4 separate regions of the Homo sapiens genome follow, and regions 2, 3 and 4 are each linked to region 1. Evidence: chromatin contacts called from ENCODE Hi-C or POLR2A ChIA-PET data. All regions are on one chromosome and are shown on one strand. The core of a region is the stretch at or near the end of the contact, and the rest is flanking DNA. Distances in the headings are between cores, read along the strand shown.

Region 1 (6,991 bases), core at 525-3,024:
ATCTACTTTTAAAGTGTGAAACCACTGGGAGTTGGCAGCTGCTCTTACCTTCATAGATGCATAAATGGGAACTGATGCCCAGAAGGGAAAATGACAGAGTCCATCAGTCTAAGATACTTTTCACACCCAAACTGTTTCCATATTAATTCTATAGCAAGGGCCAAGACCAGGCCTGATGTGTTGTTGAATCATTTTTCAGTACCTACAATAGTGCCTCTTCTTTTTCTTTTCTTTTTTGAGATGGAGTCTCATTCTGTCACCCAGGCTGGAGTGCAGTGGTGCAATCTCAGCTCACTGCAACCTTCACCTCCCGGGTTCAAGCGATTCTCCTGCCTCAGCCTCCCGAGTAGCTGGGACTACAGGCATGTGCCACCATGCCCATCTAATTTTTGTATTTTTAGTAGAGACAGGGTTTCACCATGTTGATCAGGCTGGTCTTGAACTCCTGACCTCTGATGATCCGCCCGCCTCGGTCTCCCAAAATTCTAGGATTACAGGCGTGAGCCACTGCGCCCAGCCAATGGTGCCTTCTTAATGTAGCTTTTCAATTTTTATATACTATATGCCAGTAGAATATGATGAAGGGAAAAAGGCTCATTCCCTTTCCGTATGCCCTAAAATAGCAGGGCCCAATCAGTAAATACCTTCATAACGTTTACCCCAAACATATCTGGCCAAGCACATGAAAGGGAAAAAGATCTTCATCAGAAATTGTAATCCAGAGTAGGCTGGGGGACTTTTTATAGTAGTGGCTATTTGCCCAGGAATTTTTAAAGAAGGGTAAATTATGAAGCTGAGCGAGTAATCAAGTACACCTTCATCTGAAGATTTAAATACCCATAGGTAGTACTCTGTGCAGAACTCACAGATGCCAAAAGTCAATTGTCTCTACCAGATAAGGACCTTGGTCATGTAACTTAGCCTCTGTGCAGCTATCAACTGGTTGCCCTTCAACTCCAAATCCACCTTTCTTTGACCTGCTTTGTAATACTCTAAGACTCGGCGTTGCCCTCTGAATAATGGGACATGACATTGACACTTGCTTTCTCTATGTCAAAGAATTCCTTGAGGATCAAACACAGCTGGGCACCAACGCACTGCATATGGTGTCAACAAATCACCTCTGTGTTATTATCATCAGCACACTCGCCCCAATCCTGGGGAACTATTTCATGTCAATACTTCTCTCACAAGAGGGAATTTCTGTCCCGGAAACATGTCAGCCCTGATGACACACAGTCATATGGAAATAGGAAGCTAACAAGCATTTCTCCTCTCTCCAGTCAAAGCAGCTGTTTCTACACCCTTCTGCTTTTGCACCTGCCCCCAGTGCTGTAAGTTCTATGGAAATTCCACCCTGGTGTCAGCTCCACACTGAGAGGAAGGAAGGAAACTCTTCCTCAGGTCCCTCTGACCACTGTGGGAACCAGTGGTCATCAGGGTTGAAATGTTTCCATGTTCAGGGGATGTAGGATGGTTTTCTCTCCCTCTTCTTTTATTGAAATAAGCTCTCAAGTCCTGTCATGAAAAGGTAAAGCTTTCCTTTACAGGTAAAGTCCTGCAAGACAGGGCTTGAGAGCAGCACCATTTCTGAGGCTATTTATACACCCACAGTGCCCAAGGGTCAGGTGCGGCCATGAGCATAAAGCCAAACGACTGAGCTCTGACAAGGCTGACTGATCACTCTCCGCAGATTAGTTATTTTCAAGGCAAAGAAGTGCAGGTGCATGGCTTCCTGCAACTGAAATGACTTGCCCAGTGAAGACAATGCAGGCACATACGTCGTGCTTCTCTGACACAGCCAGTACAGTGCAGAGAAAGTCTCTAACCACAAGCTGACCAGGCTGTGGCCTTGTGGCCCCGGAGTCCCAGTCTCCCTGCCAAAGCCCAGATTCATGGACCCCACGCAAAAAACAGGTGTGAGGCAGTGAGGGCGGTGAAATGGTCTCTATTGTTTTTATAATAATCTCTTCTCGTTTTCTATACGGCAGCTTTCATTCAGTCCATTAAATGCAATTTCCTGGCATCACCCAAGCTTGAAAGGCCAGATCAAAAGTACAGAGTGTCCCAGCTGTGTGGTCCTCGTTCAGACCGAACATTAACCACAGCCCTTGCAGATGATTTATTCCATTGGAGACATGGAGACACCCTGTGTGCTTCCTCTCTATGGGATTGGCTTTATTGTTCTCCCGGCACTCCAGTTGTGCAGACATTTCCTTCATGTGCTCGTCTCTCCTACAACAAAACAATTTTGCCCCTCCTTTGATTTTACACCTGTAGGGCACATAAATGGGGAGGACCTTGTGGAGCTGGGAGAGCCCATATAGCTCTGACAGACAGACAGACACACTGCCTGCCTCTGTGAAGAAAGTCCCTTTCAACCTCATGTTTTGGGAAATGTAGTAACTCAGAAAGCTGAATTCTGTGCCAATGATCACATTTTAAGATTATATTTAAGGAACCTAAAAGGGAAGATGCAATATGCTTGGTACACAATAGGTGATAAATAAATAGCAATAGTCAAAGTAATGGGGAAGGGCAGGGTGCAGTGGCTCATGCCTGTAATCCCAGCACTTTCGGAGACTGAGGTGAGTGGATTACTTGAGCCCAGGAGTTTGAGACTAGCCTGGGCAATATAGTGAGATGTCATCTCTACAAAAAATTTTAAAATTAGCCAGGCCTGGTGATGTTTGCCTATAGTCCTATCTGCTCGGGAGGCTGAGGCGGGAAGATGGCTTGAGCAAGGAGGATGAAAGTTGCAGTGAGCAGAGATCGTGCACTGCACTCCAACCTGAGAGAGAGAGTGAGACCCTGTCCCAAAACAAACAACAAAACAAAAAACAGGAAAAAAGGTAACGGGCGTTAGAGGAGCATGAGGGCTGAACCAAGGGCCCTGACTGTGACTGCAGCATTGGGCGATGGCCCCTAGCTTCGTTAGAGCCCAGAATCAGTGTTTGTTTATCTTTTAAGTTCATAATCACACTCATCTTTAACATTTTCTTACACCCATAAAGAGGTGGCAGAGGAAAGAGCACTGGACTAAGGGACCAAGTCTAAGGTCCTGTTGCTTTTCCTCCTTAATCAGCTCAAGTCATCTACCCGCTCTGGTCCCTGTCTGTTAAGATCAGGAAGGATAACCCTGACCTCCTACTTCCCAAGGGTTGTGGCAAAAACTAAATGAGACCAGGAAAAAAAAAAAAAAAGGCTTCAAGAAAGGTAAAAACAGTAAGTGGAAAAAGTTGTTTTTATCTATTAAACAAGATAACTAAAAAGTGTAACGAATCGTTTGGCAAAATCTGAATTAGCTCCAGAATCAGAGCTCTCCATGAGGACAATTGCTTTTCCCCTTCAAACACTTGCATGTGGCTATTTCAGCTTTATGGCCCTTGTATGTGGCTACTTCCCTATGACAAAGCCAACCACTCATAGGTAGAACTGCTCCATAAGCAGGCTGTCCATCTTTCCATTTGAGTTTTCCTTGAAGGAAATCAAACCATTTTATCCCATACTTTGAAATGGCTGCTGCAGGGCAGGCAGACTGAGGTGGGGGAAACTTGCATCTGTAGAGAATCTCCAGTGATGTAGCCAGGCCTTCTCTTTCTAGGTCTTTCCTGGATCTAGGAGAAAAACTGAGAGTCTGTCACCTTTAAAAGCCTGAAAAGAAGCAGCATCTACTCTCTCTGAGGGCTACTACCTGAGAGGCTTTGTCTACATACTAAGGTCACCTTTGCCACCCAGGCGTCTTCCTTTTCCTTCTCACAATCTGTCTTTCCACTAAATCCTAATTTACCACCATAACCTGTTTGGGGCCATGCTCTGAGTCCACATTCTTTTTGCAACCTCAGGAAGCTTCTGTACCTCATCTGGGCTTGGGGCTTCATTCTGAAGTTTCCCGTGTATACATGTGACATAAATGTGTACGCTTTTTCTCCTGTTAATCTGCCTCATGGTAGTGATTTTTCTGCAAACCTTTAGGGGGACAACCCTTGAGCCCCACACCCTCCTGGAATTTTCTACCTCCAGAATCAGGTAAACTGCATCCTCTTCCTCCAGTCTGACTCTTTAGTAACAACTAAAGCTTACCAAGATTTGGCTGCCAAGAAACCTCTGCATTTCTGTGGAGTTTCTTGAAGACCCTACTATCAGCAGAACGCATAGGAATGGGGTTATAATGGTAGACCAACAGGCAGTAGGGCAGATATTTTGGCTAGATGAACTGCCCTCTATTCATTCGTGCTCTCAGCAACCTGCTCCTCCTCCAAGAACTCTGAATACAGCCTCATTTCAGGAGAAACTCATTTTCAGGAGTTTTGCTGCTGTCACAAAAACTACTGTCATCTGAAACATTCATAAATAGATTTGCCTGCAATTAAGCGACATGAAATAAATGGTGAGGCCAATGATACCAAGAGAAGAGAAGATGTCATCTGTTTGTTAGTTTTTTTAAACCAATGAAGCCAAAGCTTTGGAATGCCCAAGTAAAAATTCAGTGTGTGCAGTGGAAGGCAGCATGACCCAGTTCTCAAACTTTCTTTGCTCAAAGTGCCCTAGCATCTCTGTAATTTGTTCACAGTGCCCTTGTGCCAAAAGAAATTTCTAATGGTTCCCCTTATTAAGTACTTCTTCGGTTATAAGCGTGTATGTCCTAGGAAGCTAGAAGCCATTTGAAAAATAAGACACAAATTGAAAGAAAAGAGGCCATTTTTATTTCATTCTAAAATAGTTATTTACTAATAGCTGTATATATCCTTAGGGCCCCACACAACTTCTCAATCCCTGGACTCAGAGTGGACATTGCTACTCTCATTTCCAGTTTCATACTGATTTTTCCACAATAGGGACTTTTTATCTAAGCCACTTCCAAAAATCCAGCTTTGCAAAGGTATGTTATTAAAAGGAATACAGCAGGACCCACTGTTGAGACTGAACCATCTCAACTAGTAGTCCACACACTGCCTGACAGATGTTGAGTAGCACTGTGTTTCCCTAGAAAACTGAAAAATTTTCGATAACCTGCAGGGCTTGTCTGCATTCACTATAGTCCACTGGGCTGCTTCAGAGCAGGACTAAGAAATCACAGAAATCACAGAGCAGGACTGAAAGATCCCTGGGTGGGGCAACTGAAGGCCTGGGTTCAAATCCTGACTGCCTCCAGCAGCTGTGCAACCTAGACCAAGTAGCAAACCTTTCTGGGGTTCAATTTTCTATGTATAGAAGGGAGGTGAGAATCCCTAAAGCACAACTTACTCTAGAATTCTCCCCTATAAAAGGGTAACTCCAAAGTAATCTGCACATATTTTCAAAAAGATACAGAGAAAGTGTGACCATAAAACTATGCTCCAGTTTCCCAAACCAGTCTACAGATCTCCTTAAAACAGAGACATGAGCTGTGACCACGGCAATTCTGATGTGGGTCTGAGATGGGGCCCTAAATGTGTATTTTTTTAAAGTTCCTCCAGATGATTCTGTTGCCTGGATTAATTTGGGAATCATTTCCTACTGACAACACAGCAAAATCGACAGCCTCGTGCTCCAAAGCACCAAGTCAGCAAAAAATGTTTGTGCATATTAAAATCTATCTCATTATTTGCTTTTAATGATACTTCATTATATTCTCTTTTCCCTTTTAATTTGGTTGCATCACTCAAGTGGTGTGTTTGATTCCCAGTTTCTTGTCAGAATAGCCATGATGCCTCACCCTGCCGCCCTAAAGCTCACAGAGACAGGAAAACCAGAGTCCCCAGTGTGGCTGCACCGGGTCTCCAGCTGTCCGTTTGCAAAAGATACAAAAACCGTTTCATTTTCACAATAATTTTTTTTAAAGACTTCCCCAGATATCTACATTTTCTTTGGCAGTTTGACTTCGATGACACAAAAGTTCAGGGTCAACTTTCCAAAAAATAATGAGGAAAGAGCCAGCCAGCTGCTCAGTTGTGTCCTCACTTTCAATGCTGATTGCTGCAAAAGTACACATGAAATTCTGATGCAGACAAATTGTTCCTTTCTCACTGAACTCAGCTAGAAGGCTGGAAGGGACATTTGGAAAGATGGTCATTCATGGGACTTATTTTTTAAAACATGAAAAAGAAGAGAATTTTAAAGCAACATCCACAGAGTCGAAGTTTAGCTTCACCAACAATTATTTCCTCTTCAGTGAGAGTTAGTGGCCAGTTACAAAGTTCAATGTTTGGGTTTGGGTTTGAGGGATATTTTTTCCCCCACTACTGAGACAAAGCCGTAATCCATGAAATATAGCAGATATCTCATGGACCTAGTTCTGCATGCTTGCAAACATTTGAAATTGCACTTGCGGTACATAAAAGATTTATAATGATCTTACCCACAAATATAAATTCTGTCCCACACAGGATAGAAAGACCTAGAAGCAGAAGCAGTGAACAGCTGAATGTGAGCAGAGTCATAAATTCAGAACACTTACAGCTTTGTAACAACCCTATCATAAATGTGGCTGATTTCAATTTAATTTATAGGACTTTGCAGCCGGGTCCAAGAATGTCTTTTGAAAACTAAGAAGTTAGAAGCAATAACATATAGTTTCTATAGTTTCAGTTTCCAAGAAAATGTCCATGGTCTTCAGGTGGCTCTGATGAGACAACATCCAGGCCATCCTTGATTATGCAAAATGACTTGGGGGAAATCCCTAAATTCATTGCAGCAAAATGCAGGCGTCAAAAGAAGGCTCAGAACACATACTAATGTCAAACCGCGGTGCACATAACAAAGGCTTGGCAGTGGGTTTCCAGGGAAACCATCCGGTAGAGTAGGAAAACCCCAATCTTTTGTAAGACAGATCAATCTGCATTCAAAACCCAGTCTCTCCTCCTTAGCTGAGTAATGATCACATGAGGAGCTGAAGTCCTCTGAAGCTCAGTTTCTCAATTTGGAATAAGGTATTTACTGAGCATTCTTTGCTAAGCACTATGCTAAATGTTTGCTTATATCATCCATCTCAGCTATACTACAACTTCAT
Region 2 (6,903 bases), core at 4,171-6,670, 180 kb before region 1:
AAATGACTCAGGAAGAAAGAGACTAGCTATGCATGGCAACTAAACTTAGCACATGATTCTGAACCAGTTCCTTTGGACACTGTTGAGATGGTTAATAAAATGCAAATAGGGTCTGAGGACTAGCTGTGTGAGAATGTTGACTTCTTCATTTTGATAGCTGTATTATGATTTTGGAGAAAATTCTCTTGTTTCTAGAAAATTCACACTGAAGTGTCCAGGTATGATGGGACATTAGGTTAGCTACTTACTCTTAAATGACTCAGGAGAAAAAGAAATTGTACTGTACTGGCAAGTTTTCAGTAAGTTTGAGACTCTTTCACAAGAAACATTATTTTTAAGAAATACAGCTACAAATCTAACATCACTTGAACATTTTCAGTTCCATATGTCAGATCTACTTCAACAAACTAACAAAACTTTTACAAGTTCAAATATCAACTACACAAAGAATATTCCTATACTTATCACTATAATATTAATACTACTAGAATTTTCTTTACCATCTCTAGACTTAGTTCTGCATCTTTTTGGATTAAGATGTTTACTCACTAAGAAAACAATTACACCGTGCCACATAAACTGAGGCCACCATCCAAAGCTAAGCGGGGTTCCCTTCTTTGGGGGCTCCTATTCTAGCCAGGATGTGGGATTTGAATTTGCACACACCTATAATAGTATATCTCACAAAAGACACATTGACCCCTTCTGACACCGTTATGGTAACAGAGACCCCAAATCTACTCCCTACAAATGAGAAAGCCCAAATTATCTAGATTCAAGTCACACATGACCTCATTCTGCACAAATCTGCACGTGTTCATGCACACATTCACACACACACGTGCGTGAATCCACACTCTTTTCACCGGCCCTTTAGATCCTCTGACCTGTCTACTGCCCCATTCCTCCCTGACACCTTATAGACATTCAAGGACATTCAAATTCCATTAGAATTGACTCTGCAGCTCTTCTATGTGTATGTCTTTTATGTTTTTTAGATCGTGACTTCTAAAACCAGATTAATAACCCTCTTCAAAGAAATGGTATGTGACAGAAAGGATATGATACGGACAGAGGTATGAGAAAGGTCAAAATTCCTACAGCATCCAAAAGGATATACAACTTTTGACCTATGACCTATATACATTGCAAAAGCTGTCAGTGTAGTCAAGTTTTGAGAAATGCAAGGGCAATTTAATAGCAATCATTTCCCTTTGCCAAAGAACCCAGAGGCTACAAGGATGGAAATTAAAAGTAATTGTGAGATTACCATTTTTGGAGATAATGATATGTGCATAATAAATGAATAGGCTGCATTTCCATATATTAAGGCATTTGGACACATTAACTGATTCTGCTAATGACATATTTGGGACAGGCAAGTGAAAATATACCTACCGTTCTTCCAAAACTTGACAAATATATTTACCATTTTAAATGAAGACATGCAGTTAATATATCACTATCACACCCTCTCTGTTCTCTTCAAAACTCTCTGCCAGGAGTGTTTGCTAGTGCACTTTCCAGTTCAATGGACCTGAATCCATGTGCTGACAGAAGCCAGTGGTCACCTTTCAGCAACAGGGTACCTGTTTACAGGATTAACAATGTGTTTGCTTCCAATTTCAGGAAAAGGAAGGCTGGCAAGTAATTTGTTTGGCAGGTGGGATTAGTCTGGTTTTACAGTTGTGCCTTTCCTTAATCAAATGAGGAAGTCAAGGCTCCTGAGTCTCTCTGGCGGCTTCAGGCTGTTATCTGTGGGCACTCAAGGAGAGGGAGGTCTCCAGGCAGGACATGGCACCTGTGCAGGTGTTTCGATGTGTTATTGTTAGACATATGCACAGTTGGCATTTAAAGCAAACTAAAAAATTCTTAAAGTTTCTTCTGAGCAACACCATTTGTTGTGTTTTTAAAAAGAAAATAAGCCTTGTCCTCCTTCCTTATCAAGATATTTTAATGCAAGAGATAATCTCTCTGAGATGATTTCCTACTTTAAAAATATGTATCATATTTATTTGTAAAAATAATTTGAGTTTATTTAAGTATATTTGAATGTTCACACTGCAAGAAAATAACTGTTGCAGGATTGTAACATCTTCTCCCTCAGGCTCCCACATTTCGGGTCTGTATTCCCCTCAGTTAGAAAGAGCTGCCATCACTAAGTCAAGGCTTCATTTCATTTTTATATGCTCTTTAAGACTTAAGGCCAGGCACGGTGGCTCACGCCTGTAAACCCAGCACTTTGGGAGGCTGAGGCGGTGGATTACTTGAGGTCTGGAGTTCAAGACCAGCCTGGCCAACATGGCAAAACCCCATCTCTAATAAAATACAAGAAAATTTAGCCAGGCATGGTGGTGCACACCTGTAATCCCAGCTACTCAGGAGGCTGAGCTGGGAGAATCACTTGAACCCAGGAGGCAGAGGTTGCAATGAGCCGAGATCAGGCCACTGCACTCCAGCCTGAGCCACAGAACGAGACTCCATCTCAAAAAAAAAAAAAAAAAAAAAAAAAAAAAAAGATTTGACTAGATTATTTTTAGGTTGCTATTCTAAAATAACCAACTAATAACAATTCAGGGAGACAATGCACAAGGTTCCGTGGGAAGCATGCTGGCTTCTGTCAGACAGAACTGAGTCAGAATTCTTTCTTTTTCATTTAATGTTTAATCCAAGAATAAAGATGGTATACATACAGGCATACAATGTGATGATCTGATGTAGGTATATATAATGTATTGATTACCATAATCAATGACACATCCATCACCATCCATACTGGCTATTAGATCCCCAGACCTTGTTCATCATGTGACTGAACGTTTGTACCCTTTGATCAACATCTCTCCATTTCTACCACTACTCAGCCCCTGGAAACCATGATTGCATTCTTCACTTCTGTGTTTGATTATTTTTGATACCTCATGCAAGTATAATCATACATTATTTGTCCTTTTGTAACTGGCTTATGTTACTTTAGTATAAAGTCCTCAAGGTTTATCTAAGTTGTTGCAGATGGCAGGATTTCCTTCCTTTTATAAGGCTGCATAATATTCTATTGTATATGTATACCACAATTTCTTTATCCATTCATTCATTCATGAACATGTCAGTTGTTGCCATGTCTAGGTTATTTTGAATAACGCTGCAATAAACATGGAAGTACAGATATCTCTTCTAGCTACTGATTCTTGTGCTTCCTTTGGATATAGACCCAAAAGTGGGATTGATGGGTCATATGGAAATTTAATTTTTGTGGAGTCTTCATACTGTTTTAATTAGTATCTGTACCAATTTGCATTCCCATCAACAGAGTACAAGCAGTTCCTTTTCTCCATATCCTTGCCAATGCTTATTATCTTCTGTCTTTTCAATAATAGCATCTTAGGAGGTAGGAGATGGTATCTCGCTATGGTTTTGACATGCATTTGCCTGACGATTAGTGATGTTGATCACCTTTCCATGTATCTGTTGGCTACTTGTACATTTTCTTTGGAGAAATATCTATTCAGGTTTTTGACCACTTTTTCATTGGATTGTTTGGGCCTTTGCTATGGAGTTGTATGTGTTCCTTGTATATTTTGGATACTAACCCCATATCGGATCTATAGCTTGCAAATATTTTCTCCCATTCCATAGAGTTGTCTTTTAATTTTGTTGATTGTTTCATTTGTCATGCAGCAGTATTTAGTTTTATTTAGTCCCATTTGTTTATTGTTGCTTTTGTTGCTTGTGTTTTTGGTATCATTTCCAAAAAGTCATTGGCAAAACCAATGTCAAAGAGTCTTTTCCCAAAATGTTTTGTCTAAGAGTTTTATAATTTCAGGTAGTTTTGGCAACATATTTATTAAAGAGACTATCATTTCCTCATTGTGGATTCTTGGCGCCTTGTCAAAAATTATTGATCGTATGTGTGTGGGTTTATTTCTGGGCTCTCTATTCTGTTCTATTGGTGTGTCTGCCTGTTTTTTATGCCAGCCATACTGTTTTTATTAGTATGGCTTTGTAGTATACTTTAAAATCAGGCAGTGTGATGCCTCCATCTTTGCTCTTTCTCAAGGTTATTTTGGCCGTTCAGAATCTTTTGTGGTTTGATACAAATTTTGGATCTTTTTTTGTATTTCTATGAAGAATGAACTTGGAAATTTGATAGAGATGGCATTGAGTCTATAGAATAATTTGGATAGTGTGGGTGTTTTAACAATATTAATTAATTATTATTGTTAATGTTGACCTCTTAAAATGATTTTGAAAGTATTCCTTTCTCTTCAGTTTTTTAGAATTATAATGAATCATGAATGATCAATTGGTTTCTCAGTTGTCTCTACTGGGGTTCTTTCAAATGAGTCATATTTGTATAATAGCCATATACTATTTTACAGGTAAGAAGGGATCAAGTGTTTTTATTAACTTCACAGAAATACTCCTCATGTATCTGGCTCTCACATTTGTATTCATTTTCTATGCTACATAATGAATCGCCACAAAATGGTGGATTAAAACAGCACATTTATTATCTTACTTTTTCTGTGGGTTAAGAGTCTTGGCATAGCTTAGCTATTTCCTCTGCTTAGCATCTCACAAGGCAGCAATCAAGGTGCGGTCTGGGCTACACTTCCATCAGAGGTTGGATGGGGGAAGAACTGCTTCTAACTTCCCTCAGATTTCCCTCAGATTGTTGAAAGAATTCATCTCTTTGCATTTGCAGAACTGACATTCCCAATTTCTTGTTGGCTGTTGGCTAAGGCAGCTCTCAACTCTACAGGTGTCTTATGGTTCCTTGTTGCATTGCCCTCCCATAAACTCTCTTGCAATATGGCAGATTCCTTCCTCAAGCCTCCAAGGGAGAGAAGTCTTATGTGTGCTATAAAGATGGGGTGTGTGTGTGTATGTTTGTGTGTGTATTTGTGTGTTGTAATATCCCATCACTGTTACCATATAAAATAGCCTGATCACAGGAAAAGATTAAATGGCAAGACCATAGGGCCACCCTACTAAGATCTGTCTGCCACAACATTTAAACCATTTATCTGAAACTCTTTTGGTAAGAAGCATCAGAAAATATTTACACAAGATGTAAATTAGAAAAAATATCACTGTTGGAGTATTGTCATGCAGGCCCTCCTGTGCTTCTTTGGGGAAGATTTGGGCAATAGAAAACCAACAACTCCCCTAGCAAAGGGCTAGACTTTCTGATAGAGAAGTCTAAATACAGACAACAAGTATTTCTTCTTTCAGTCCCAAGTGTAATGGCCTTTTCCCCTACTGCCAATTCAATGAAACAGTGCTAAAATTAGCCATTTGTTTTTGTTATTGTTATTCTTGTTACACTCCTTTGGCACTTAATACAATGTGTCCAACATAAACTTTGTCGTGTGCTTATGTCTTGCCTCCAGAGAGGAAGTGCTCTTTCTCTCCTCTGATCCAGTTGTGCAAAATCGGTTCCTCTTTCAGAGCTGTTATCATTTCCTGCCTTTTTTAAAGCTCTTTGTACATCTGCCTTGTCATTCCTATTGGTCTGAGATTTATTGGAAGTGAATGAAGAATGTTTTATTCCTCTCTAGCATCCTATAACAGCTAGCACAGAGCCTGGCATGTAGTAGACTCTCAGTTAATGTCACTGATTGGATGAATAAATAAATGAATGATTAGATTTTACTAAGGAAATTAAAACCTCTCTTGAGGGTATGCCTGAATTTTTGTATCATTTTACATGTTCCACATGTTTAACATATTTAGATCAAAGAAACCAATAAGAATCAACATCAACTCAATGACTGAAAAAGATGTCACATATTCAATTAGTTATTCAGGTCCCTAAGCTAATGTATGTAAATACAAAGATTAACTCTAAATCCAAAGTAAGCAGTTAATAAACAGATATTGACACACAGTCTACAGGTACACAATGAATGAAATCCCTCTTCTTTTCAGAAACACTCTAGATTAAAAAAAAAAAAAACACTGATCCAGAAAGACAACACCTGTGTCAACATCAGGGACTCCTCCCACCCGTGCACATCCCTCAGTCAATTCAAAAGAAGCGGAGCGTCCAGAGGCTAGAACATGTGCCAAACACCTCTGAATGTGCTGGTGCAGCCATCACTATAGAAAGTGCAGAAGTCAAAGACACCTGTACAATGACTGAAATCTCATTTACTGACCTAGGTATTTTAAAAATTCTATTTACCTGACCCTTTAATAAAAACACCTTTTTATTGCTTAAACATAATACTAAAATATGAGTAAATAACCTTGGCCTTTAAGAGGTGGATAAAAAAAGAGTTGGGAGGGACATATGAAGTCTGCCTTTTTTTTTCCTTTTTTTTCTTCTTTCTCTTCCTCCTTGTCTTCCTCCTTCAATCCAGAACAAAGTAGGCAAGTGAACACCAAGAAATGTAAAGCATACAGGTCTACCCGAGGTACAGAGGTATGGTTCAATGGAAAAAGCTCTGGACTAAGAACTAGAAGCCCCCGGCCGTAATCCTGATTCAACTCTGGACCCTAAATCACTTCCAATTATCAGCCTTAGTTTTCTCATCCATAAAAAGAAGCTGTTGGAGTAGGTGATTTCGCAAGTTCTTAGAAAGGTGTGATGCATTTGGAAAGAATTCTAAAGAGTCCTTACAATCAAAGTAAAGATTTGGAGGGTTGAAATATGTAGTTTCAGAATCAATAATAATAAGTTGTTTTTTACTGTGGAAAACCTCACCACTCTTTTCCAGATGGCTTTTTCATTAAACACCCTCAATATTATTTTTCACTGTGTTCTTGAGACTGCTTTCTAGTTTCAGTTCACACATATTTATGCCCTCTAAAATGTTCTCTAAGTTGGGAGTTCATCTGGAAAAAGTCAAAATGAAAGTGAAGCACCCCACCAAGCCCCCCACCAAAATCAAACTCACT
Region 3 (7,636 bases), core at 1,298-3,797, 220 kb after region 1:
AAGAGGGGCCCCTGCTTTATGGAGACCAGGAAAGTCAGCGGCTCTAGTGGCTCTCTTAGGGCCATTCCCCAGGGAAGGCCCGCCGGAGTCCAGCACCCCTTAAAGTTCCTCTGGACGTTCCCTGCAAAGTGTAACCTAAGGCTGGGTCCTGGCCTGGATGCCTGCTGTCTTGCCTGGCCTCCACCACACTCAAAGACTGTGAGCTGTGACCAGTGGAGCCGGGGTATTGCCGCAATGACTCCCCGCTCACAAAGACACAGGAAAAGCACCAGGCTGGGGAGATGGCCCTGCGCCTGCCTCCGCCTCCCATTTGGAAAACACACAAAGAAAGGGAAATGGTGCTGTCCAAGATCAGAGCAGACATGGCCAACCAAAGTAGCAGACAAGGAGATTTCATGAGCTCAGTGGGGTTCTTCCCCATGTCGATGGTCAGCGAAGAGTTCAACATTTTCATTAAACACCAGAAAGTATGTCTTGGAGAATTACTGGTGAGAAACCTTCTAACAGAAAAACTTTTTTGGTGTTTTTTTTTTTTTCATCTTGACCCAGATACTAAATACCACATAACTGACACGGCCCCCTTGGAAGGCCCTCTTCATGTTGACCACAGTGCTGAGACACTCAGGGTTGTGCTCAGACCTAGAAGTCAGGGGCAACTGACTAACAGAGGCGCTTAGGCAACAGCGCCTGTCTTCTGAGGATGCTTAGAATATTTTTTCCCAAGTTCTTTGAAACTAGGACAGGCTCTCTCCGACAGTGCGATGGCACACGGAGGGGACGCTGCCATCTCAGAGGCCATTCGACACTGGCACTGTCCTGCCCCTAACACTGGTTCCCCTGGTTCTCCGGATCTCGCTGGGAGGGGACAGCAGGCAGGGACGCATCCCAGCCTCCCCTATTCACCGTTTAGCACAGGGCCAGGCAACAGAAGGGACTCTCACAACGGGCCTTATTAGAGCACAGTGCACACTCAGCAAAAAAAGACTTTCTTCAAAGGGTTCTGGGCAGGAAACGTCAAAGAATGAAGTATCTTGATAAAGAAGGCAACCAAGAAAATGAAAGCAGTCTGCTTTCGGAAACTAAACCACCCTCCCGCTTCCAACCCGGCAAGCCCTTCAAAGGCTCCCGCACGCAGGCCTGTCTGCAGCATTAACCCAAAGCCAGGCTTCTCCCTGCCCGTACAGAGAGCATCAGCAATGCTCCCACCGCCACCCCACCCCACCCAGGCCTGCAGCCTCACCAAGCGGGAGAGGGGCCGGGGGTGCTGCAGAGGAGGCTGGATAAGGCCGGTTTTCTTTGTAAGGTAGCAGATCCCTGAGATTCCCTGCGGGCTCTTCCAAAGCGCGGACTCTGGCCAGAGTTCACGGCCCCTCTGCAGAAGCTTCAACCACGCTGTTCACAAACCCAGCTGAGCGCTCTTACCCAAGGCTGCAACATCCATCATCCGCTATTTCACGGCTCATTTTGGGGACCTAATTTGGAGATGGGCAATGGGCAAGTTGCCCACTAAGCCAAGGGAGAATAGAGGCGCTTAAAAATTGTATGACAAGAGGTGCTTTGTGGCCCTCCACAGACTTGGGCAAGAATCACGCGGACCGCGGGCAGTGGTGCCCACCGAGAGCACCTGGAAGGGCCAGCGTCAGGGGGCGCGCTGGTCAGGCCCCGTCAGGCCCCGACTGCAGCCTCGTCCACTGTGAGGCTGGGGGGACGCCTAGTCGCTAGCTTCCCCGGTCTGGGGCCGCGCTGTCTGAAACCTCTCCAGAGGGGAAACTGAGTTCTCTCAGCTGACGAGGTTTCCAAGAACCCCAGTCCCCAGGGCCCTAGAATGCTGGCTGTGGACCGATGGGATTCTTAGACCCGGGTCACCTGCGTCAACAGCCCTGGGCTGGGCGGAGGGCAGCCCCGCACCTGCACCTGCCCGGCCGCCTAGGGGGTTGGAGGTGGCTCCACCGGACTCCTGTCGGGGCGCAGCCCGGACGCGCCCGGCGGGCGTGGAGGCCGCTCCCGGGCGGGGTAAACGGGCTGGGGCGCGGGGTTAAGGGGCGGGGTGGGGCGGAGGCTGTCTCCCGCCGCGCCTGCCTCGGATGAGGGCAGCACCTGCTGGGCCGCTGAACGCCCTCCCCTCTCTCTACTACCCACCCCACCACCACCCCGAACACCGCCGCGCCGGCTTCTGCGCTCCCTGGGCCCGATGCGGGGGACGAGACGTGGGTGCGGGAGTAATGGAAGGTGCAGGGGAGGTCGGCGAGGGGGCGGGGGTGGGTGCAGGGAGGGCTGAGCCCGCTGTGCAGGTCTGCGCAGCAGCCAGGCCACCCAATCTTTGTGTTTTTTTTACCAACTTTACTGAATACATATTTAGGAGCATGCATACATACATACATACATACATACATACATACATACATACATCTTTTTTTCAGCCTTTCAGGAAACAGAAAGAAGTGTTGAGAAATAAGTAAGGTCTCCTTTACGTGCTGAAATTGATTAAATAAATAACCGAAGAAGCGCCAGGGAGCATCCTGAGCCCGGGTTTGCTAGCCTTCCTCCCCGCGGTGGGTGAACCCATAAAGTGAAATAAAACATCCAGGCCGGAACCAGCGAAGGCGACGTGGAGAGATGCGACTGCAAACACAATCTGCCCCCAGGAACACCTCCCCCCTCAGCTGGAGGTGTGGACAAACAGGAACCAGCGATAGCATTCTTAAAAGGTTAGATAAGGAAGGCAGGTGCAGCCTACCTGGTATTTATCTTCTTGGCTTTTACTTCCTAGAAATATTTATCCTTTATTACCTACTGTACTATATTTAGGACCTCATTGGGTTTCCGGCCGTTTTCTGTTTGGACCGGTTTTTTTCTTGTTACCTTGTTAATATAAGCACGCAGGTTTAATTCCGTTTAAGACTTGTGAAGGATTCTCACCCCTACCCCCATCCCACAGTCTGCCGTCTTACCAAGTCAAGTCAATTTCACAGGTGTTAAATAACATTGAATAAGAAATATATAATCAGCATAAAAATTAAGTGCTGCATGACAACACAGGAAAATACCTCATATTCTGCCTAGTTTCTATAACATTTCTGTGAGCGGCCAGGGATCCTGGCCCCACTATTGCAGTATTTATTTTCGTACTGGTTTTTCATGTATTACTTGAAAATCCTAATTTCCAGCTTAGAGAAGGAATGCATTTCAAATGCGACGTGCCAGCAAGTTGAAGGGCTGGAGAGAAGATTTAAGTCATTTTTTTTCCTTTCTCCAGACTTTCTACTCCAGGTGGGAGTGGGGTGGCTGTTCTAATGGGGTCAGGTTTGAGACTAACGTGCATTTATTGGCCTGCCCCCACCTCTGGTTTTGTAGGTTGTTTTTGTGTTGAGAGCATATTTCATACTGAAATGAGAATTACCACCTTCCTCACACCGCTACTCACATGCACAGAAGACGGGGAGCATGAATGTCTGATGCTCATGTTCTCACAAGTGCCAGCCAGAAACAAGCAGGACACCAGCCCAGACCCCGCACCCCACATGGGCCAGAGCCAGTCTGTGACCAGACCTTCTGCTGTAAGCTGTCGTAACGGAGTCCCAGCTCTGAAGTGATGTCAGGACTCAAACTCAGGCCCCTGGGCCTTAAACATTTGGGCATTAAATCCCATGCCCTCACCACCTAAGCTACACTGACTTGACCCGGCAGAATTTTGCAAGGAGTTGCACACTAACTGGCATCCATGGCATAAACCACATCAGTCATGCAAGTGGAATTTTCAAAAGCCAGAATGAGTTCCCAAACTTTGACTTGGCTCTCATAATCCTAGTGGTCCCTTCCACTTTAGGAACATCACGTCCTTCCCAGGCTGGTCATACAGGTTTCCTGCCACTACTCTGCATACATGCACACACATGCATCTGATACTTCAAATTCACCCAGGCATTCTTCTCAATAACTGATGCCCCAAAGCAATTGGAAATAGAAAGTAGTGACTTTGGACCACTTTTTGATTTCATTTGGCCCTTTAAACACTACTTATTTTGATGAAATAAGCGTGGTTATTCAGTAACCTAGGCTGTATCCAGTGCTGCGTCCTGATCAGGCTAGGTGTTCAGTAAATATTAATTGTTGGACCCAAATGCACTAAAAGAGCCTCTGGCATGATTCTCCCTTACAGCTCTTCAATCTGGATGTTCCCTAGGGGCTGAAAGGTTTGTTCTGGTTCCTGGTTCTCCTCCTCCCTCTTCCCTCTGCTTATCCTGGGGACCACTACCCATGAAGGCAGACCCCTGTAATCAACATAAGCCAGGCTCCAGGAGGGTCTCACAGGACATTGACTTTGCCTTCTCCTCTAAGACCAGCACAAACACAGCCTGAGACTCACCTTCCCAAAGACCAGCACTGCTCACCACCAGTCTCCACGGAAGTCTGCAGTAGCTATAATTAAGCAAGGCTTCCAGGCCAGTAGGTGTTTGCTGAGTGAATGAATGAATGAATGAATGAATGAATGAATACATAACATAAATAATAAACAAGGTTGCCGCCAGTTGGCCCCTTCCTCTCCATCCTTTTCTCTCTGTATTCTTGGACCAGCGGTTGGTTCCCAGGTTTTAGATTGTATAGATCACTTACTTTTTTTTTTTTTTATCTGAGGGCTGTATGGAGTTTCTAACTTTTAATTTTGTCAAGGAAGGTTATTTTTGAGGGACCACTATCCCCATCGTTTCATAAAAGAAACAGCAATTTTCAAAAATACAAGGCTATAAGCTGAGTGCATTTAGGAAAAAACCGTACCATACTTTCCCTTATTTCACCCAGACCATTGAGAACTCTATGGAGAAGTTAGCCCAGTCAGTACCAGTGGGGGAACCTCCCTCTAGGTCATGCCCTCTGCTGATGGCCTCACGTCCCAATCCTGTGCCGTTCCCCAACACCATTCCGTGTACCCCAACTTTGGTGTCAGCAATGACCTCCTTCTTTGTCTCAAAGTTTCCACCTCTCTTCCTTTAAACCCTGCAAAAGTTCCCAGTTACTGTGAACTAGCCTAGACCTTCCTCACACACCAACATTTGGGGAAGGAGATATCTCTCCCTGCTGTTGACAGGTCCCCCAAATCCATGCATCTCTGTATCTTAACACTCCCTTTTAGTTCCCTCCACCCCCCGCTGCTCCATGTTCCCCAGCATCCAGCCAAGTCCTGTCCATATTATTGATGGACTGATCCTTTCCACTAAAGGTAGAGAAAATGAACGCTGAGATTTCTTTAACTGGCAACATAACTTAACTAGATCCTTCAAATCTAGTCACTGTCCAAATATGATTCCTTACAACTGATGTAATAGGCCAATTTATTTTAGAGTCTGAATAAATATCAAGTCACTTTGGCAGCTTTGGAGGTTACCTGCCATGTCGTCAGTGTGCCCAACACAAACAGTGCCACAGAGGTGTTCTGTCTTTTAGACATGAAGAAGGCAGTGTCTGAGTTGTTTCCTTGGCCTAAAATGACCTCTGCCCCCTCCAAATCCCGTCCCCCTCTCAAAACTTAATTCAGGTCCCTCCTCTGTGGAATCTTTCTTGCCTATTCCAGCTCTCTTGAATCTCTTCTGCCTCTGAATCCAACATCACTTCTAGTCCTTCAAATTAGCATTTTATTATCAGGTTGTCTTGTCTTGTTCACCACGGTTTCACGTGGGTTATTCTGGTCTCCCTAAGTGGATTGTTGTGGGCAGGGCCAATCTCTTCATGCCTTTTTCCTTGTCTGGGTCCTGCCCAAGAGTACCAGGCATAGGGCTGAGAACTAGGAGGAGCACAGATGTCCTTACCAGGTGCGTGATTAGATCTCTCCATCCATGGTTGGTCCCTAAGACAGTTCCTTTGTGACCAGAGACAGGAATCCACAGAAGAGTTGGCTGGTAAGACTGTTACCAGAAGCAGGGGAAGGGATTTTACCCTGACCTCATTAAAGCAACATTCTGGAAAACAGTCCCACCTTCTCATAGGATTCTAATTGAGAAGTTAAAGGGGGAAAAAGTGAGCAACGGTAATACTTGCAGTGCATTGTACGGCCTACCCAAATAACTAGACTAAGACATGGAACACAGGCACTGTAAAAGACATACGGGATGCTAAAGGGGCTCCGAGGAAAAGGAGCACTTCCCTCAGGGAGACATGGGCAGTGTTCACAGAGATGGAGGCAGTGGTAGGAGGCACCTGGACTGTAGAATCAATCAGACTGGGTTCAAGTCCCAGATCTGTCATCTGCTAATTGTATGGCCTTGGGCACTGGAGTGCTTTGCTCCTGGAAATGTGGTCTGGGTCACAGGCATCACCTGGGAGCTTGTGACAAACCTGGATCTCCAGTGGGTGGGAGGCCCTACTCCAGGCTTGCTGGGTAAGACCCTGCACTGAAGCAAGTTCCCCCGAGGAAGTGCAAGGGCACATTAGAGGTGCTGCAGGGAATGATGCTCAGGGCTTGTCACCACTGTGTATGGTCTTACAGAGGATGTGTCACTGTTGTGTGCAATACTATAACTACATGGGACATAAAAATGGGTCCATGGACCAAGTATGGAGAGCAGTGGAAAGATAGATACCAATTATGATAACCTTCTTTGAGCCTGGATAGAGGGAGCTGGGTCTAAAAAACTGTTTAATTACATGACCCAATAAATTCCCTACTGCTTAAGTCAGGCAGGCTAGGTTTTCTACACTTGAGAATTAAACAAGAGTGCATTTCTAAAGCATCTAGTGCCCTGCTTTGGCCCACAGTGGGAGCTTGGGAGCTTGGTATTGAGAATTGCTACTGCAGTGATTGTTATGGTGGTTGAACTTGAACTTGAACTTGAAGTCTCTGTAAACTTTCAATGACTCCAATTTAAATGTAGACAAAGAAGGAAAAGCACAAGACAAATGGTATTGACCTTTGGCTAATCTAGACAAAAATGGAGCTTGGGAGACTATTCTCTTTGGGAGAATAAGACTGGGGACACAAAAATGGAGGGCTTGAATGTATCTGAGCAGGAGATCAGGGTCAGCATGCAGACTTTACAAGGTTGGTCAGTTCTCCTAGAAGGAGAAATGCTTCTTCCCTCTCTAGATGCTTCCTTTCGGTAGCCTTTCCTACTGCCCACCAAGGGACAGAGAGTGCCTTCCAGTTGATATTTTAGGATGCATGACTGGGCAAGCTTGGTTCAGTTCTGGTCTTCTTTTTCCTCTCTGGAGTGAGCCTGTTGGTGAAAAATAGGAGTTCTCTGCTGCTGCTCTGGCCTGTTGTCACCCTGCTCCAGGAAGTCATCCTTGGGCCAGCCCCTCCAGTGGCAGACACCTGCTCTGGGTTACTGCTGCAAAGACTGGATGGCTAAGTCACTTAAACTGAGGTCAGCACAGCCAAGCACTTAGCCACTGCATGCAAAGTCGTATTTGCTAATGTGACATCTGTCAAGAATAAAGACACCTCCATCTTTACTCAATGTTTCATCTCTTAACCTACTCAAAAGTCAGGCAGGGAGGAGGGGGGCTCTTTTGGGGACCCCATGAAAGCTGCTATAGTCAGGATAAATCGGAGCGGGTAGAGATGGAAATTGGGGAGCAGCTTTGAAGCCTCTGTGAAGGGTGAAGGCTGTGCTGGTGAGACAGCAGGTAGAGGAAAGGACAG
Region 4 (7,052 bases), core at 981-3,480, 150 kb after region 1:
CAGAGTCTCTCTTTCCTGAGAAGCCCCCGCTCCTTGAGGGCATAGATTCCATTGTCCTCATCACTATATTCTCAGCACCAATTACAATGCCTGGACTGCAAGAGGTATTTCATAAACGGTGGATGAAGGAATGAATGAGCAGTTTCAGAAACATTCTGGCTCTCCCTTTACCCACCTGGCTCAACCTCAGCTTCCCCCTGGGATTTCTATGGCATGGCCACTGTCTTAGCTAAAGTCCACTAAGCACTGCTTACAGTGCTACCAGCAACTATATGCAAATCTAGAAAATCCTGACAATCGGTAGGACATCTTTAGGCCATATCATTCTCTAATAGATTCATATCATGATTTATAATTTGAGTAGAAACAGAACATTTGGTATTCAGTGAAAATAATTTGTTTTGGGAAAAAAAGGATAAAAATATCCAAGAATACCCAAATCGATAGTAATAGCATGCAGATGTTCTTTGTCATGAACTTTACTGTCAGCGCACTGTTAGGAATTCCCTTCTGTCCTTGAAAGAATAGACTTCGAGTTCCACCTGAAACCGCAAAGTACACAAATGCAAAACCGCACACACTAATGGGTACAAAATCATCACCAAACCAAAAACAGGTAGTAGCTTACAAGATGACAGTCTGTCTCAGTCATTCTAGGCAAAGCCTCCCATGCATGGTTCTCTGAGCCGTTTGCATCTCTTTCCTTCTGTTGGTTTTTGGGCATTTTTCTACTCTCTTGATCATTTCAGTACCAGCAGGAGGGTAGGAGAGGCAAATAGAGATGAAATCATAATCCTCTTTCCTTCCCCCTCATGGTATTTATGATAAAAGGCTTGAGGGAAAAGAGAGCTAAATTTAAGAGCTGAAATGAGGGCTTTGAATAACCCTAGGGTTTTGATTATTCATGGCAATGGCTCTCTCCTGTTTTCACAGACATTTGATTCAAGTCAACAAGTGCATCCTGAGAATCAATTCTTTCCCATACAAAGTGCTAGGCATTTTGAGAAATACAAGAGAACCAAAGATTTCAGCTCTGCTCTCAGGAAGTTTTTTGTCTCTTGAGCAGTACAAGGTTGACATATGTGAAATAACCATGAGCCATTAAGACAGTAAGGATAATCAAAGATCCAAATAAATAGAATAAATACACGTATGATGGAAATTCCCAGCGTCAGTTGCACACGCTCAAACTGGCTCTTCTCTCTCATCCCCAGCTACACAATGGCTGATGAGAACTGGCCTAGAATCTTGTCTCCCTCTTTTATAATATATTAACACCAAGAGCAGCAATACACCAAAGTTCAAATATGGTAACAAAAATGATGACAATGCAAGATTTTTTACTAACAAAGATACCCTGAGAGCCTGGCAACCAGGCCACGCCAACATCGAAAGGAATTAATTTTTTTGGTTTCCAGCACTGAAGCTTCTCACTCAGGATTCCAACAAACCACTCTCCCTGGTGACCTGAAGACCCAAACGGTCACTATCTCATCCCTGCCCCGTAAAGAACGTCACACAAGGGCACTTGTTCTACAGTCGTGGTCAAATAGCCAGTGGGAACGCTTTGTTCCAATTTGGAATCTAATTCTGTGATACGTGTAGATTATAATACATTGCAATTTTTCTTCATTCTCTTTGCATGTAAATTAATCCACTGCACTGGAACTACTACTTAAAACAAAGGGTGTTGATTTATAGTCAGTCTCTCCCTCATAAATCACACCTGCAGCGTGGTGCTCAGGGCCCGCCAGGCTGTGCCAGCACTTACCTTTTATAAATGATGTGGGGTGACCTCCCATTGTGAAGCAGCCTGATACAATCCCATTCTTCCTTCCCACATTCACTTTTCCTTGGCTGGTTATTCCCACAGGGACTTCAGACCCTGTGTTTGCAAGCATGCCAGTTGTGTTCTGTTTTGTTTTATTTTTTACATTAAGGAGTGTCAAAATTAAAATCTATGGCTTTGCCCCCCTGTATTTGCTATCTATGGAAATACAGCTGTGCCTCTTGTCCCCTCCCTTGTAACCAACATGCCTTTCAGCATCTCATCTGGGTCACTTTTAGAGTCAGAAGTCTGACCTTTCAAGAGCCTAGAGTGCGAGGGGGCAGCCGGCTTTCTCATTCAGCAGAGGAAGCTGGCTAATAACCACAGAAGTTCCCCCATGAAGTGTTCTGTTGGGTCTTAGGGGAGAAATGCTCAAAGTCCGTCATTTCCCGTGCATCTGGTTTCCCTGCCACTTTCAGAGACCTACAGGAAGCCAGGCGGAAGGCGTGTCAAGGAAGCAGGGACTCAGGATAGCAGCCATGCCTGGGAGAGCTAAAATCAGCCCTCACCAGACCCTTTCCTGATGGAGTAGGCAGTGTCAGGAGAGAAAAGGGTGACAACATGTTCTTAAAGCCCAGGGTAGTGACAGCAGGTCCCTGAGCCCAGATCTGAAAACGTATTTATCTTTCCTGAAGTCTTGAGATGTTAAAGGTTCCTAGTACAATACGCACAGCAGAGCTGGGAGCATCCCCTGTATATATTGCCCTGTTGTTAACGGCTGTTATAATGGTAATGGTATTGTTACAAGAAAAACTTTAGATAAATTAATTCAACAGAGTTTAATTGATCAAAGAACAATTCTCCAATTGGGCAGCGCTTGGAACCAGAAGAGAGGCTCAGAGAGCTCTCCACTCTGCAAGTGCGCAGGCAGCATTTATGGGCAGAAAACAGAAGTGTGGTACAGAAAGGGCCTGACTGATTACAGGCAGCCTTTGCCATATTTGAATGTGGTCTGAACAGCTGGCGGTCTGGGATTGACTGAAGTTCAGCTGCTGTGATTGGCTGAGACTCAGTTATGATACAAAAGTATACTTCAAAGGTGGGCTTTCAGTGAGTTTACATACTAAGTTACCTTGCAATTTGTTACCCAGGGACTCAAAGTAGGGAGGCCTCCTCAGGCCACATTTAGCTTAATTTAACAGTGTCATTATTAACAAAAGTGAGGGGTGGGCAGCTTCACCTTCCTGTTAAAGGGGATGGGAGCCTCTGGTCGGCCTCCACTGGGTCACCTCGGGCAAGCCACACAACCTCAGCAGGCGTCACTTTATTTTCTAGTGCAGTGAGCATAGGGGCCATGTTTTAACTTACTTCTAGCTGTAAAGTTAAATTATTCTGAGATGTATGCAATCAAGGAAGATTGATGTTTATTAGGAAAGCACTCCCCCAAAAATTTGGTGTAAGAACCAGTTAAGTGTTACCTAGTGGGAAACATTTGGGACATACTAGGTTTCCTTATGGCAGGCCTTCTCAGAACATTTTTTGGGTCTTCTTTTTTTTTTTATTGTTTTCTTTATTTTATAGGATTATTTAAGTTACAAAAAAAATACATGCTCCTTATAAACAATACAGAGGTTAGTTAATTAAATATGGATAACCTCACCTTCGTTACTCCAATACCAGCCCCAGAGGTAAATAACACTAGGGTTTGGTATGTCTGCATCTTCCCAAAATCTCAGGTCCACCAGGACTCTCTAGGAGGAGGATGGAGCAAGAAACCTTACCCAAATTGTTTGACCATCCTACCGTTTTTCACATAGCATCTCACAGGTCTGTGTCTTGCTCTGGTTTACATACTAAGGGAAATCTTGAAATAAAGCTAAGGATTGCTTTTGATGGAATAAGATTCTTTTACAAAATCTGTAAGAAATCCACACAGGTAAGAGGTCAACAAAAACAACACTATTTTGACCCCAGATCACAGGACCCATTCATTCTTTTTTTTTTTATTTATGTATTTATTTTGAGACAGAGTATTGCTCTGTTGCCCAGGCTGGAGTGCAGTGGCACAATCTCGGTTCACTACAACCTCCACCTCCTGGGTCCCAGAGATTCTCCTCACTCAGCCTCCCAAGTAGCTGGGATTACAGGCGTGCATCACCACAACCAGCTAATTTTTTTTTTTTTCAAGACGGGGGTTTCACCCTGATGGCCAGGCTGGTCTCGAACTCCTGACCTCAAGTGATCCACCTGCCTCAGCCTCCTGAAGTGCTGAAACCACAGGTGTGAGCCACAGCACCCAGCTGATCCATTCATTTTTAATAAGATTTGGGAGAATCTTTAAATCACCAAGATGCCACAAATAGCTTCTCTGAAGGAGGCTCTCAGACCCAGTGTCCAGGTTCCTCCCAGCTTGGGCTATCACTTACCCTGTGTGTCCTCAGCTTCTCCAAGCATCAGGGATGGAAGATGGTGGGACTCAAAACAACCCCTGCCACACACACAAAGGCTGGCAGAGGCTGACACTGTGATCATTAGGTTCCCAGCTCCAGCAGCCCCTGGCGCATAGCAGGTCCTTGGCAAGCACTGTTGAATTTGTGGAGGAATAAATACAACACTCATTAACAAAATGAGAAAACAGCTAACAAAAATGTAAGGCCCATCACCTGGCCTGGCCACTGGTCAGAGCCTCTGTTGTCCAGCTTGTAATATTTTACTTAACACAAAAAAAAAACCTCTGAATTCACCAGTACTATTCCTGTTTTGCTGAGGGTTCAAGTTTGTGTGACTAGAAGTCCAAAATCTTGGTTCTATAGCCTCTGATTACAAGCCAAGTCATCACACTCCACCACAGTTGCCTCTATCCTTCCTTCCTCCAAGTCCTGCAGTCTAATCCTTAGGGATTGTGGATTGGGCACGACAGAGTGCAAGACAGCTGGATGCAGGCAGCACACCTGAGGTCTGGGCAGATTGAAGGGTAACTGTGCGGTCTTTAGCCTAAGTGAGCTCTCACGGGTTTCACTCTATCAGCACCCCCACGACACTGTCTATTTCATCCTATCTTCCATCCAACCTTCAGCCTATTCTCAAATGAAAGTGATTCCATTATAGTGGCAACCTTGGACATTTTCCAAACATAAATAGCAACATTAACACATCATAACCAAAAACACAGGGAAAATATTACTACTACTGTGTGTCTTCCCAGGTCACAGACTGAACTTGATTAAGTACTGAAATACAAAATGTCCACGTTGGCCTCTAAACCATAGATCATTGAGATGCACTATCATTTATTCACTGAACATGTACTACAACATGTACCTGTGCCGGATCCTGAGTGAGACACCAGAGATACAAAGGTGAATAGGACAGGTGCCCTGTCTTCCCAGTAGTCACAGGCTGGAGAGGAGGCCAAACCTGCATTCAAACCATCACAGCACAGTGAGTACCTAATAGTGGAGGAATTAAACCCAGGTGTAGACAAAAACAGAATCAAAACAACGACAAAACATTTGCAATAAAATCCAGGAAAAAATAGAAAATATTTTTAAACTGAACCCTAGGAACTGTATTTTAGGCCCAACTATAAAACCTGCTCTGGTTTAGTTTCTGTAGACTTACAAGTTTCCATTTTCCACATCCAAATGTGCACAGAAGAGATTCAATACCTGTGAGGTTCCAGTGGATTTCAAAATGCACTCACCTCTTGGTAGTGAAACAAAAGCTTATTCTGGTGAAGAATATCTCATGATATGTATGGAGAAGATTTCAAATATCCAAGATTAGATTGACAGATTAAATATTTGGTGTTGGAGTAGTATAAAGGGTTCTGAATCTTCAGAGGGAATGTTCTCAGCAGAAGACACAGCAAATTCAAAGTCCCTGCAGCAGGAAGGGGCATGGCCCAGTACAGAATATTAAGGTCAGTGTGGCTGGAGACAGGCAGCCAAAGGGAAACAAAGACACAAAGGCAGAGAGTTAGATAGCACGGTAGGTAGTTGTTTTAGGACATGAGGACATGTCATCCTTTTAGGACATGAGGTAGTCCTTTTAAGATATGAGGCGTGGGGGAATTTCACCTTTTTTTTTTTTTTTTTTTTTTTGAGACAGAGTGTCGCTCTATCACCCAAGCTAGAGTGCAGTGGTATGATCTCGGCTCACTGCAACCTCCGCCTCCTGGGTTCAAGTGATTCTCCTGCCTCAGCCTCCCGGGTAGCTGGGACTACAGGCATGCACCACCATGCCCAGCTAATTTTTTGTATTTTTAGTAGAGACAGGGTTTCACCATGCTGGACAGGCTGGTCTCGAACTCCTGACCTCATGATCCTCCCTCCTCAGTCTCCAAAGTGCTGGGATAACAGGCGTGAGCCTCCGCTCTCAGCTCATCTTTATTACGAATGCAATATAAATCTATTGGGAGATTTTTAATAGAGGGGTAATATGCTCTGATATACATTTGTTAAAAGGTCATTCTGGCTGCTTTGGGGGAAAGGAATTTAGGTGGGAAAGACTGGTTGTAGAAAGGCCAACTCAAGATTAAGAGACAATAACGGAAAAGTCCAGGGAATAGCTGGTATTGGCTTGGTCCCGGGTGGTAACATTGGAAATTGTGAGAATGGTGAGACTAGAAAGATACTTTGAAAGTAAAGCCAGTAAGGTGGGGTGTTAGATTAGATGTGAGGGTAAAGGAAGTGGTTAATCCTCAATGAACCCTGGGTTTTTGGAATAAGAAACTGGGTGGATGGTGATGCCATGAAGCAAAATAAGTTTTGAGGGATGAAAGTGGGAATCAACAGCAGAGCTTTGGCCTGGTTAGTTTTGAGATGACCCTAGGACATTGAAGTGGAGCTGCAGAACAGACAGTGATGTGTGAATGTGACCTCCTTGGCAGGGTCTGAAGGAGGGATACCTTTATGGTTCATCACCATGCATCCTTTCACTGAATCTGCTAAGCAGTGATATGGTGAGTCTTGTAGAGTAAATAATTATCCACATTTTCCAGGGAGAGCACTGAGGCTCAGAGAGATTGAGTTAATTCAACAAAAGCCGCATCAACAGGTAAATCATACCTCTGAGAATACAACCTCCACCAGCAAGTCTAGTGCCCTTTCTACTACACCACAAAGAAAACCACAGAGAACGTAGCAAGAGAGGGCTAAGAATAATCTGAAATTAGCATATCGGAAATTCCTGTTTTGATTACTTACCCATTAATTTAAATTTTGGGCACTAAACTCAATTATAATCATTTTATTATTATTATTATATTATTATTATTATACTT

What was found. A loop is a pair of places that touch in the nucleus more often than their neighbours do. ChIA-PET counts read pairs that join two places held with the same protein, here RNA polymerase II (POLR2A). Pooled maps may share reads with other maps.
Region 2: a map with no recorded cell type shows a loop between it and region 1 (3-fold over the local background). The contact joins two enhancer-like sites. A Hi-C loop is called at or near these places in 1 of 168 maps with a recorded cell type or tissue (GM12878), 19 of 37 single-sample maps with no recorded cell type and 13 of 50 pooled maps. POLR2A ChIA-PET finds 5 or more read pairs at or near these places in 1 of 52 experiments (activated CD4-positive, alpha-beta T cell).
Region 3: a loop to region 1 is called in a pooled map, with 2.1 times the contacts of the local background. The contact joins two enhancer-like sites. A Hi-C loop is called at or near these places in 2 of 37 single-sample maps with no recorded cell type and 3 of 50 pooled maps. POLR2A ChIA-PET finds 5 or more read pairs at or near these places in 2 of 52 experiments (activated CD8-positive, alpha-beta memory T cell and activated T-cell).
Region 4: a loop to region 1 is called in a map with no recorded cell type, with 19 times the contacts of the local background. The contact joins two enhancer-like sites. A Hi-C loop is called at or near these places in 1 of 168 maps with a recorded cell type or tissue (transverse colon), 14 of 37 single-sample maps with no recorded cell type and 4 of 50 pooled maps.

Annotation. Positions count from the first base shown.
Region 1 is chr2:8,233,182-8,240,172 of GRCh38, forward strand. All of the region lies in intron 7 of LINC00299 (long intergenic non-protein coding RNA 299), which reads right to left. Among named protein-coding and RNA genes, the nearest start is that of LINC00299, 92 kb to the right of the region's middle. Within about 2 kb of position 1,775, at least 4 of the 41 ENCODE cell types and tissues checked have a DNase peak (open chromatin) inside an H3K27ac peak, as active enhancers do.
Region 2 is chr2:8,053,436-8,060,338 of GRCh38, forward strand. All of the region lies in intron 8 of LINC00299 (long intergenic non-protein coding RNA 299), which reads right to left. Among named protein-coding and RNA genes, the nearest start is that of LINC00298, 80 kb to the left of the region's middle. Within about 2 kb of position 5,421, at least 2 of the 41 ENCODE cell types and tissues checked have a DNase peak (open chromatin) inside an H3K27ac peak, as active enhancers do.
Region 3 is chr2:8,455,189-8,462,824 of GRCh38, forward strand. No RefSeq gene overlaps it. Among named protein-coding and RNA genes, the nearest start is that of LINC01814, 120 kb to the right of the region's middle. Within about 2 kb of position 2,548, at least 10 of the 41 ENCODE cell types and tissues checked have a DNase peak (open chromatin) inside an H3K27ac peak, as active enhancers do.
Region 4 is chr2:8,378,006-8,385,057 of GRCh38, forward strand. No RefSeq gene overlaps it. Among named protein-coding and RNA genes, the nearest start is that of LINC00299, 53 kb to the left of the region's middle. Within about 2 kb of position 2,231, at least 5 of the 41 ENCODE cell types and tissues checked have a DNase peak (open chromatin) inside an H3K27ac peak, as active enhancers do.